Linked DNA regions of Homo sapiens: region 2 is linked to region 1. A link is an interaction called in ENCODE POLR2A ChIA-PET data of the cell type or tissue named here. Cell type or tissue: GM12878. All regions are shown on one strand. Each heading gives the region's core, and the rest is flanking DNA. Links, peaks and the distances in the headings are about the cores only. Region 1 has its middle 15 kb from the start of MYO18A. Region 2 has its middle 37 kb from the start of TAOK1.

Region 1 (5,383 bases), core at 86-5,085:
TCGTCCCCTTCCCTTCCTGTCCCCTCACTTCAATTTCTTGTGATTTCTGTGTCCACAGAAATCACAAGATGAGCGACTGGTCATTCCTGGGCTGGCTCCTGACCCGAGTGCAGAACGATTCCACCGTGGTTGGCAAGGTATGGCTCACTGTCCTGGTCTTACACATCCTGCTTGTCGCCCTGCTGGGAAGTGCTGTCTGTGGGATGAGCACTGCAAGTTCATCTGCAATACCCTGCGGCCTGGCTGCACCAATGACCACTTCTCCCACTTCCGCTGGGGCTTTCCAGATTGTGCTGGTGGCCGTACCCTCCATCTTCTTTGTTGTCTGTGTGCTGCACTAGATGGTGAATGGGAGACAGTGGATGTGGAGAGGGGGTACCTGCTGGAAACCGTGCAAGAGCTGGCAGCTGGAGGGGCTCTCCCTGGACCCAGGCTGGGGCCCCTTGGGGCTTCTTTCTTTCTAGAGGGGCAGCTCTTAGTAGGAGAGGAGGTTTTTCCCCAAATGCCTTGGGGCTGCCACCTGGTACCCCAGCCTGCAGTCATACAGGGTCCTGGCTGTCTGCACTGCCCACGTGGTGCTGCGGGCCTGCATGGAGCTGGCCTTCCTGGTGGGGTCTACTCTCTGGGTGTGATATGCCATGGTTGCTTCACTGCCACTCCTCCCCTGTCCCTCCAGTCCTGACTGCTTTGTGTCCAGAGCCATGAGGAAGAAAATCTTCCTGAACTTCATGTGCAGGTGGGGTTGGGCTGCTTCCTCCTGAACCCGATGGAGTTGTGCTACCTGGGCTGGGTCTTCCCTTGCCAGGCACGCTCTGTGGCCTGCACCAGCTAGTGCTACTTCTGCTCCACTGTGATGAGGAAGGACCGTGCTCCAGGTGCCCTCCTGCTGGTGAGTGCCCCAGCAGTGCAGGCCCCAGCACCGCACGCCCCATGCTCACTGCCCGGTGGTGACAAGCAGCTGGCTTAGGGTAGCAGCAGAGACCTGACACTCCCCCCCAGCAATGCCACTCAGCAAAAAAATCCTGCCATCCTGCTTGGTCTTTGAGGGTGGGGAATGTGGAGTGGGAGTGGAAAACCCTGCTTCTTTCTGAAGATGTTACCTCAACAGACACAGTTTAGTGAAGTGATGAAGAGTGAGGCCTCTGGAACCCAGGTTCAAATCCCAGCTCTGCCATTTACCAGTGGTGTAACCTCAGACAAATTGCTTAACTTCTCTGTACCCCAGTTTCTCTAACTGAAAAACGGAAATCATAATAGATCCTCACTCCTACTTCATAGGAATGCTGTGAGGGTGAAATGAGTTTATACATGTAAAGTGCTTATAGATAGTAGCTGGTAACAAACGTTAGCCATTTGTATTAACCTCAGCTGCCTACAGCGTTGCTTTTGCTTGCCTAGCTTCCTGGGCCACCCACAATTGTGGAATCTATTGTCAATTCCTCCCTCAGTTGCTCTTACGGCTGTTGGAAGCCAAGTCCCCACACATTCTTCCTTGTAAGTCTCTCCTACACCTGTCCCCTCTGTTGGGTCCCCAAGTCATCTTCCTTGTTCAAGTTTGTATTTTCGGCCCCCTGCACTGCTGTTGCTGAACCTGCCAGGCACCTCTCTGCCTGCACTGCCCTTTCCTCTATTCCAACATACACCTGCCTCGCTGTGGAATCTCCTTGAATTAATCACTTAAAGTTCCTATGCCTGGAAACCAGCATCTTCCATGAGCCAGCCTGGACCTCCTTTTCTAGCCGGATCACCTACTTTTTCCAAAGAAGCCCTCCATTCTAGCCACACCAGGAGCTGTGCCTGGGGCTCCCTCCCCTACCTCCCACCCTTTGCTTGTGTTCCCTCCCGGGGACCTCTGACGTGGGAGGCTTCAGGACTAAGTTCGAATCCTGCCCCGCCACTCGGTGGTTGTGTGAGCTTGCGTAAGCTACTTGGTCTTCTGGTGATCAGTTTCCTGCTGTGTCAGAAGAGACTAATCATACTTTCTTCACAGGGTCATTGTGAGGATTAAACAAGATACTCTGAGTAAAGTGCAAGGCACACAATGTTCATCAATGAGTAGTAGATGCCATGATTATCACCTACATTCTACTATTATTGCTCAGATACTACCTTTTTTCTGTGCAACGTTCCTTGACCACTGCTCTGATTTTTTTCCTCTGTGCCTCCAAGGCAATTTCACTTAACAATTAGTCACGCAGTATTTTGTGACTTCCCCTTTACTGTGGTCTTCAGCAGTTATTTAAATCCCATCCTGCTGTGTAACTTTGCACATGTCTCTCATTGGTCTTTCATCTCAGTTGCAAGGAGGGGTGGTGACGATGTGCTTTGCAGGAAGAGGACACAAGCTTCTGCTCCCAGCTTAGCACTTTGCGTGGAATAGGAGCTCAACTCATATATGCCGATTTAATTAATTTTGAAATCTTTAGGCTACAATTAGAACTGAGTCCAGACTGAGCTGTACTTGAGGCATGTCAGAAAAGCAGAGTGACAGACATTCCTCCAGTGTCTTCCACAACTTGGGCCGATTTCTAACAATCCTTTAACAACTAAAAAAGTTCCTTGCAGGGTCTAATTTCAGTCCTGCTTGCTGCAATTGAAGCTGCTTTTCAGCCTCAGATTATTGATGTCTAGGTCCTAAAAAGTGTGTGTGGCGGGGGCGGCAGGCGCAGTGGCTCACGCCTGTAATCCCAGCATTTTGGGAGGCCAAGGCGGGCAGTTGCCTGAAGTTGGGAGTTCGAGACCAAGCTGGCTAACATGGTGAAACCCCGTCTCTACTAAAAATAAAAAAATTAGCCAGGCATGGTGGTGCACGCCTGTAGTCTCTGCTACTCAGGAGGCTGAGGCAGGAGAATCACTTGAATCCAGGAGGCGGAGGTTGCAGTGAGCCGAGATCACACCTCTGAACTCCAGCTTGGGAGACACAGCAAGACTCCATCTCAAAAAAAAAAAAAAAAGTGAGGGGGACAATATCTAGGATAATTGGAGATGTCAACCTCCTGTGACCCAGCAATTCTATTCCTAAATATATGCACCAGAAAATATCTTGCACAGTGAGCACCTGAAGATATGTCTCACAATGTTCATAGCAGCATTATTTTGCAAATAGCAAAAACCAGAAACAACCATGAATATTTATCAACAGAATAGACAGACTGTGTTATATTCACATCATGGAATATTATACAACAGTGAAATGAATAAATTAGAGCTAATCATATTAATAGGAATCTTTCTTCTTTATTTTGTTATTCTTTTTTTAAAAATAATAGGAATCTTTCAATGATGAGCAAAAAGAGCAAGTTTCAGAAGAGTAATGACAGTGTGGTATTATTTTTACAAACTAGGTAAAATAATATTTTATATTGTTTGAGGATATATGCTATGTAATAAAAGCGTATGGAAGTGCATGGAAATAACAAACATCCAATTCAGAATAGTGGTTGCCCCTGGGAAGGGGGAGGATAATGCAGGGTGGTACTGAGTGTTCAAACTGAGTTTGAGTAATTCTTTCTTTCTTTCTTTACCTCCCTCCCTCTTTCCCTCCCTCCCTTCCTTCCTTCCTTCCTTTCTTCCTTCCTTTGTTCCTTTTCTTGGGATGGAGTTTCGCTCTTGTTGCCTAGGCTGGAGTGCAATGGTGCGATCTCAGCTCACCGCAACCTCCGCCTCCTGGGTTCAATCGATTCTCCTGCCTCAGCCTCCCAAGTAGCTGGAATTACAGGCATGCGCCACCAAGCCAGCTAATTTTGTATTTCTAGTAGAGACAGGGTTTCTCCATGTTGGCCAGGCTGGTCTTGAACTCCTGACCTCAAGTGATCTGCCCGTCTCGGCCTCCCAAAGTGCTGGGATTACAGACGTGAGCTACTGCACCCAGCTATTGTTTAATTTTTTAATTTTTTGTAGAGATGGGGTCTCCCCATGTGCCCAGGCTCATCTTGAACTCCTGAGATCAAGTGATCCTCCTGCCTTGGCCTCCTAAAGTGCTGGGATTATAGGTGTGAGCTACCGCACCCAGCCCAGATAGATTTCTATGTAGAGCCATTTTCCAAGGAAAGAATAATGGAGACATAACCTGGTTTTGTTCATTCTGTCTCTGCTGGGAGGATTATAGCCCCCCTCTATAAGTGGGAACTCTGAGCTGGAGACAGGTGACAGGATTTGCTGGATGCTATGTGGGAAATCAGGAGACCCTGCTGGTTACTCTTTCTTTGGAACAAACTGGATTTGTGGAAATTACTTGTGGTTTTAGAGCCATTGAGACTTGAGTTTTAATCCTGCTTCTGACATTATCTATAATAGCTGTGTGGTCTTGGCCAATCTCTGACCTTTTAAAGCCTCAGTTCCTCATTTAAATAGGAAAATAACAACATGGAGTTTGCAGAGTTGTTGGAAGGATTAAAATGGGAGTGGTCCACCTTGCTCTGGTTTGGTACATGGTGGAAATATAGCTCAGGTCCTTTTTCCCATGCTCATAATCAGCTAGTCAGTGACCTTCTCCTGGGCCCCATCTGTTCTCAGGGAATTTAGCCAGCTCTTCTCCGTGACTATAATCAGGGCTCTTGACCGAAGGGAAAGCCACTTTCCATGTAATTTTGACATCTTGTGCCATGGAAATAATTAATACATTTATTGTCTTAATACATCTATTAATTAAGCAAATAACTACTGGTCAGTATAATATGGTAATCAAACTTTAGGCTTCAGGGTCAGAGATCTGAGTGCTAGTCTTGGCTATGCAATTACTAGCTGTGTGACCTGGGCAAGTTACTTCTACTGTCCACGCCTCATTTCCTCATCTGTATAATGGGGATAACAGTGCCTACCTCCATGGGCTTTGCTGAGAGTATTAAATGAGAACACACATATGGTGTTTAGCAGTAGCTATTATTACCCTATCATAATCCCAGCAATGTGCTTGGGACTAGGGGGAGGAAGAAGTATAAATAAGACTGGTTTTGAAGCATCACAGTCAAAAGACATGATGACAAATAAATACCATATACATTCATAGAATGATAAATGTGGTAAAAGAGACAGAAAGTGCTGGAGTCGGTGAGGGACGACCAACTCCTCCTGAAGGGGTTGTGGGGCAGCTCCACAGAGAAGCTAACATTTAGAATAGACCTTGAAGAACTAGTGGACTCCCTCAACTTGGGAGATGGGGAAGGATGTTTCAAATGGAGGGGGCAGCACATACAAAGGCATGGTGCTACGTTCTGGGGAGAGCAAGGCATTTCCCATGGCTGCTGCATGTAAAGAGTCTTTTGGGTTATGCTAAGAAGTTTGGATTCTGCTGGGCATGGTGGCTCACACCTGTAATCCCAGCACTTTGGGAGGCCTAGGCAGGCAGATCACTTGAGCCCAGGAGTTTGAGACCAGCCTGGGC
Region 2 (5,383 bases), core at 201-5,200, 160 kb before region 1:
TGTCACAAATTAAATCAGTTAATTCTTGGAAAGCACAGTTTATACAGGATGCTTTGTATATCATATTAAGGAATTGGGATTTGAACATCTAAGCGTTGTTTAAAACCCATTAATATTAAGGGTCAGCAGTTAATTGGCATATCAGAGCTGTTGGCAAGTTCTTATCAGGAATAGAATCTAGAACTCATTGCCATTTCATACTTTTCAAAAGCTTTTAACTGAGAATATGCAATCAGTTCGTCTATTCCTTTTCAAAGGTCTGTGGTTCTTAACTATTTCAGATTTTAGGCCTCTAAAATTTAGTAAAACTTCTAGGCGGGACCCAGTGGCTCATACCTGTAATCCTAGCACTTTGGGAGGCTGAGGCAGAAGGATCACTTGAGCTCAGGAGTTCGAGACTAGCCCGGACAACATAGCGAGACCTTATCTCTACTAAAAATAATTAAAAAAAAAAAAATAGCTAGGTGTTGTAGTCCCAGCCACTCAGGAGGCTGAGATGGGAGGATTGCCCAGGAGGTTCAGTTTATAGTCAGGAGCTATGATTGTGCCATTGCACTCCAGTCTGAGCAACAGAGACCCTCTCTCAAAACAAACAAAAAATTTTGAGTAGTAGTTCTCAAACCAAGAAGTCTTAAAAACTAATGAGCTTTCGTTTATGTGGAATATGTGTATTATCAATTACTGTACTAGAATTTAAAACTAAATAACAGCAAACTTATTGTACATTAACATAAATATTTTTATGAAAAACAGTTATATTTTCCAAAACAAAAAATATAATGAGAAGGGTGTCAATGTTTTACATTTTTACAAATTTCTTTAACGTCAGCTTTAGCTAATAGATTCTCATGTATGCATCTGCATTCAGTCTGTTGCAATATGTTGTTTTAGTTGAAGGATATGAAGAAAATCTGGCTTCACACAGATATGTAGCTGGAAGAAGTTTTTAGATAGTTTTTTTCTGACCATTGTGGTTATTCTTTGATAGTACATGGAAATGCAACAAGCTGTAATTTCTTTTCATTTTTGAGACGGAGTTTCACCCTGTCCCAGGCTGGAGTGCAGTGGCACAATCTCGGCTTACTGCAACCTCCACCTCCCAGGTTCAAGTGATTCTCCTCTCTTAGCCTCCCGTGTAGCTGGGATTACAGGTGTGCCCCATCACGCCCGGCTAATTTTTTTGTATTTTTAGTAGAGACGGGGTTTCACCATGTTGGCCAGGCTTGTCTTGAACTCCTGACCTTGTGATCCACCTGCCTCAGCCTCCTGAAGTTCTGGGATTACAGGCATGAGCCACCACACCCGGCCAACAAATGGTAATTTCTTAAAGGTTGGTTGCAGCCAGGCACAGTGGTGCGGGTTTATAGTACCAGCTACTCAGGAGGCTGAGGTGGGAGGATTAATTCAGCCCAGGAGTTTGAGTCCAGCCTAGGCAACACAGTGAGATCTGATGTCTTTAAAGAAAAAAAAAAAAAAGTTATTTGCAATGTAGAATCTGAAACATTATTAAATGAACTTTTTGTCCTCTGTTTCATTAAAATCCATTAGGACTGGGTGCAGTGGCTCACACCTATAGTGCTAGCACTTTGGGAGGCCAAGGTGGGCAGATCACTTGAGGTCAAAAGTTCGAGACCAGCCTGGGCAACGTGGTAAAACCCCTGTCTCTACTGAAAAAAATACAAAAATTAGCCAGGCATGGTGGTGAGCACCTGTAATCCCAACTACTCGGGAGGCTGAGGCAGGAGAATTGCTTGAACCCAGGAGGCAGAGGTTGCAGTGAGCTGAGACCTTGCCATTGCACTCCAGCCTGGACAACAAGAGCGAAAGTCCATCTCAAAAAAATAAATAAATAAAATAAAATAAAATAAAATCCACTGGTCTGTCTTTCTCTTTGAATGGATCTTTTACCCATGCATGATTTAATATATGCCCTAGTCATTTGAAAAATATTAATTCCTTGAGATATGCATATCTTCCAAATGTTGACACATTTCATTATATGATGTCCCCCCCCCCAAAAAAAAACACATTTATTATCATCAGGAAAATCTTTAAGTATTGGGACACTGTCAAGCTCATGGTAGTAGATATAAGTTTTCCAAAATTCTAATTTTTGTTTGAAAACTCAAATTTTGTCATTGGCAAGAAACAATATCAGTTTATCAGTTATTTTTCTTGACATGCAAGCTCACTTTCTTCATTATGGGGAAATTTCAGCCAAATACCCAAGTTTTGATAGCCATAGTTTGTCTGTTAGTCGTTTTTTCAGGTAAAAATAGTGGTCAATGAAAAAGGTCAGCTCATAGCTCAATGAATTAGAGAAACGGTTTTCCTCAAGACAACCACCAATCATTCTTTGATATGCAACAGAAGTGCTTCATGCATACATAGCTTGTCATACCAAATAATTAAAAACATGTTCTGAGGGATCTAATAAAACCAATATTTTTTTTCTATTTCATCAAGGATATTCTTTTTTTTTTTTTTTGACAGAGTTTTGCTCTTGTCGCCCAGGCTGGAGTGCAATGGCGCAATCTCAGCTCACTGCAACCTCCACCTCGTGGGTTCAAGCAATTCTCCTGCCTCAGCCTCCCAAGTAGCTGGGATTACAGGCAGCCGCCACCACGACCAGCTAATTTTTGTACTTTTAGTGGAACGGGGTTTCACCGTGTTGGCCAAGCTGGTCTCAAACTCCTAACTTCAAGTGATCTGCCTGCATCGGCCTCCCAAAGTGCTGAGATTACAAGTGTGAGCCACCGCACCTGGCCAAGCATGGACATTTTTAAGACAGAGGTTGCAGTGAACCAAGATGGCACCATTGCACTCCAGCCTGGGCGACAGAGTGAGACTCTGCCTCAAAAAAAAAAAAAAAAAAAAAGTCCATGCTCATGCTCCCCTAGACTAATTAAGTCAGAATATCTAGAGTCCTTGGCATTGATATTTTTAACAGCTCCCTAGGTAATTGTAATGTGCAGTTGAACTTGAGAACTACTATTCTAGACTATTTTCCAGGAACATGTATCTACTCATGGACAGGACATCAGAAAATGGAGGACCACCCCCCACCACCGTAAAAAATTAAATATAAAGAAAGAGAACTGACAAGTCCTCCAAGTAAGAATAGAAAAAGAGTTATTGGTGGCTTTAAAATCTTTATATTCTTTAACCTAGTAATTCTGCTTCCTAAAATTTATCCTAAGAAAAGTAATTTAACAGGAGAGGGAAAAATATATTTGTGAAGACGCGTTATCTTTATAATAGTGAAAATAGGTTTTTAAGCAAGGGTGTTAAATAGTAATAACTATTTCTTAGACAGGTGTGATGATTAAATTAGATGATACATGTAAATTACTTATTGTTCTGCAAAGCACAAAGTACATGCTTAATAAAAGGTGGCTGGCTGGGCCAGATGTGGTGGCTTATGCTTGTAATCCCAGGACTTTGGGAGGCCAAGGTAAGCAGATCACTTGAACGCAGGAGTTCAAGGACAGCCTGGGTAACATGAAGAAACCCTGTCTCTACAAAAAAAAATTAGCCAGGTGTGGTAGCATGCACTTGTAGTCTCAGCTACTTGGGAGGCTAAGGTAGGAAGATCACTTTATCTTAGGAATTTGAGGCTGTAATGAGCTATGATTTTACCATTGCACTTCAGTCCGGGCAATGAGTGAGAGTCTGTCTTAAAACAAACAAACAAACAAAAACGCTGACTGGCCAGTCTAGACTGGTGCTCACACCTATGATCAGCAACATAGTGAGATCTCATCTGTACAAAAAATTTAAAAATTAGGCCAGGTGTGGTGGTTCATGCCTGTAATTCCAGCACTTTGGGAGTCTGAGGTGGGCAGATTTCTTGAGCTTAGGAGTTAGAGACCAGCCTGGCCAACATGGTGAAACTCCTTCTTTACAAAAAAATACAAAAATTAGCCAGGTGTGGTGGTATGCGCCTGTAGTCCCAGTTACTTAGGAGGCTGAGGTGGGAGGATTGCTTGAATCCGGGAGGCGGAGGTTGCAGTGAGCCGAGATAATGCCACTGTACTCTAGCCTGGGTGACAGAGCCAGACCCTGTCTCAAAAATAAATAAATAAATAAACAAATAAATAAATAAAAATTAAAATAAGAATTAAAAATTTTAAAATTAGCCAGGCATAGTGGTGTGCCCCTGTAATCCCAGCTACTCTGGAGGCTAAGGTGGGAGGATCACTTAAGCTTAGGAGTTTGAGGCTGCAGTGAGCTATGATTTTGCCATTGTATTTCAGCCTGGACAAAAGAGGAGGACCCTGTCTCTGAAAAAAAAAAAAAAAAAAAAAAAGGTGGCTGGTGTGTGGAGATGGACAGTAGGGAGGCAAAAGTAGAAGAAGACAAGTTATGAAGCCACTGAAGTAAGCAAGAGTTCATGGTAGCATGGATTAATGGCCAGAAGAGGGAATAAACAAATGACATATACAGTTGGCCCTCCATATCTGTGGGTTCTGCATCCCTGGATTCAACTAACTGTGAATGGAAATTTTTTTTTAATGGATGATTGCATCTGTACTGAACACGTACAGACATTTTTTTTCTTGTCATTACTCTGTAAACAGTGCTTATAAATAACAATTATTTACATTGTATTATATGTACTCTAGAGATAATTTAAAGTATATGGGAGGATATGTGTAGGCGATATGCAAATACTATGCCATTTTGTATGGAGGACTTGAGCATCCATGGATTTTGGTTTCCAAGGGGTACCTGGAATTAGTCCCCCACAGATACCAAGGAACATGGTATATACTTTATCTTTGCTGATGGATTTATTAGGGAATGGAGATTGAGGAAAAGAAAAGAATCAAGGATGACTGTGGCTTTTAGTAACTAAGTGGAAGTAGTGTCATTTACTAAGAATGGGAAAGCTAACGGAAGACCAGGCTTGGAAGAAAATCAAGATTAATAGAGAAGGCCAGGCACAGTGGATCACACCTGTAATCCCAGCACTTTGGGAGGCTGAGATGGGCAGATCACTTGAGGTCAGGAGTTTGAGATCAGCCTGGCCAACATAGTGAAACCTTGTCTCTACTAAAAGTACAGAAATTAGCCTGGTGTGGTGGCGCATTCGCCTGTAATCCGAGCTACTTGGGAGGCTGAGGCAGGAGAATCGCTTGAACCCAGAAGGCAGAGGTTACAGTGAGCCGAGATTATGCCACTGCACTCCAGCCTGGGTGACAGAGCAAGACTGCGTCTCAAAACAAATAAATAAATAAATAGGCGGGCATGGTGGCTCACACCACTGATGGATTGAGACCTTGTCTCAAAAAACAAACCAAAGAACAAAAAAACAGGCTGAGCGCAGTGGCTTATGCCTGTAATCCCAGCACTTTGGGAGGCCGAGGAGGGTGGATCATTT

What was found. Peaks named below come from ENCODE experiments on the same cell type or tissue, not always from the same donor. Only the 100,000 strongest peaks of a DNase experiment are listed, where the experiment ranks them.
Region 2: POLR2A ChIA-PET joins it to region 1 with 7 read pairs; 2 of 35 experiments call an interaction of 5 or more read pairs at or near these places.

Annotation. Positions count from the first base shown.
Region 1 is chr17:29,192,475-29,197,857 of GRCh38, reverse strand. It overlaps the pseudogene LOC100421028. Among named protein-coding and RNA genes, the nearest start is that of MYO18A, 15 kb to the right of the region's middle. In GM12878, for the core only: no CTCF peak of the experiment used is centred there; a DNase peak (open chromatin) is centred at 2,247; H3K4me3 peaks cover 465 bases; H3K27ac peaks cover 268 bases.
Region 2 is chr17:29,350,669-29,356,051 of GRCh38, reverse strand. No RefSeq gene overlaps it. Among named protein-coding and RNA genes, the nearest start is that of TAOK1, 37 kb to the left of the region's middle. In GM12878, for the core only: no CTCF peak of the experiment used is centred there; no DNase peak of the experiment used is centred there.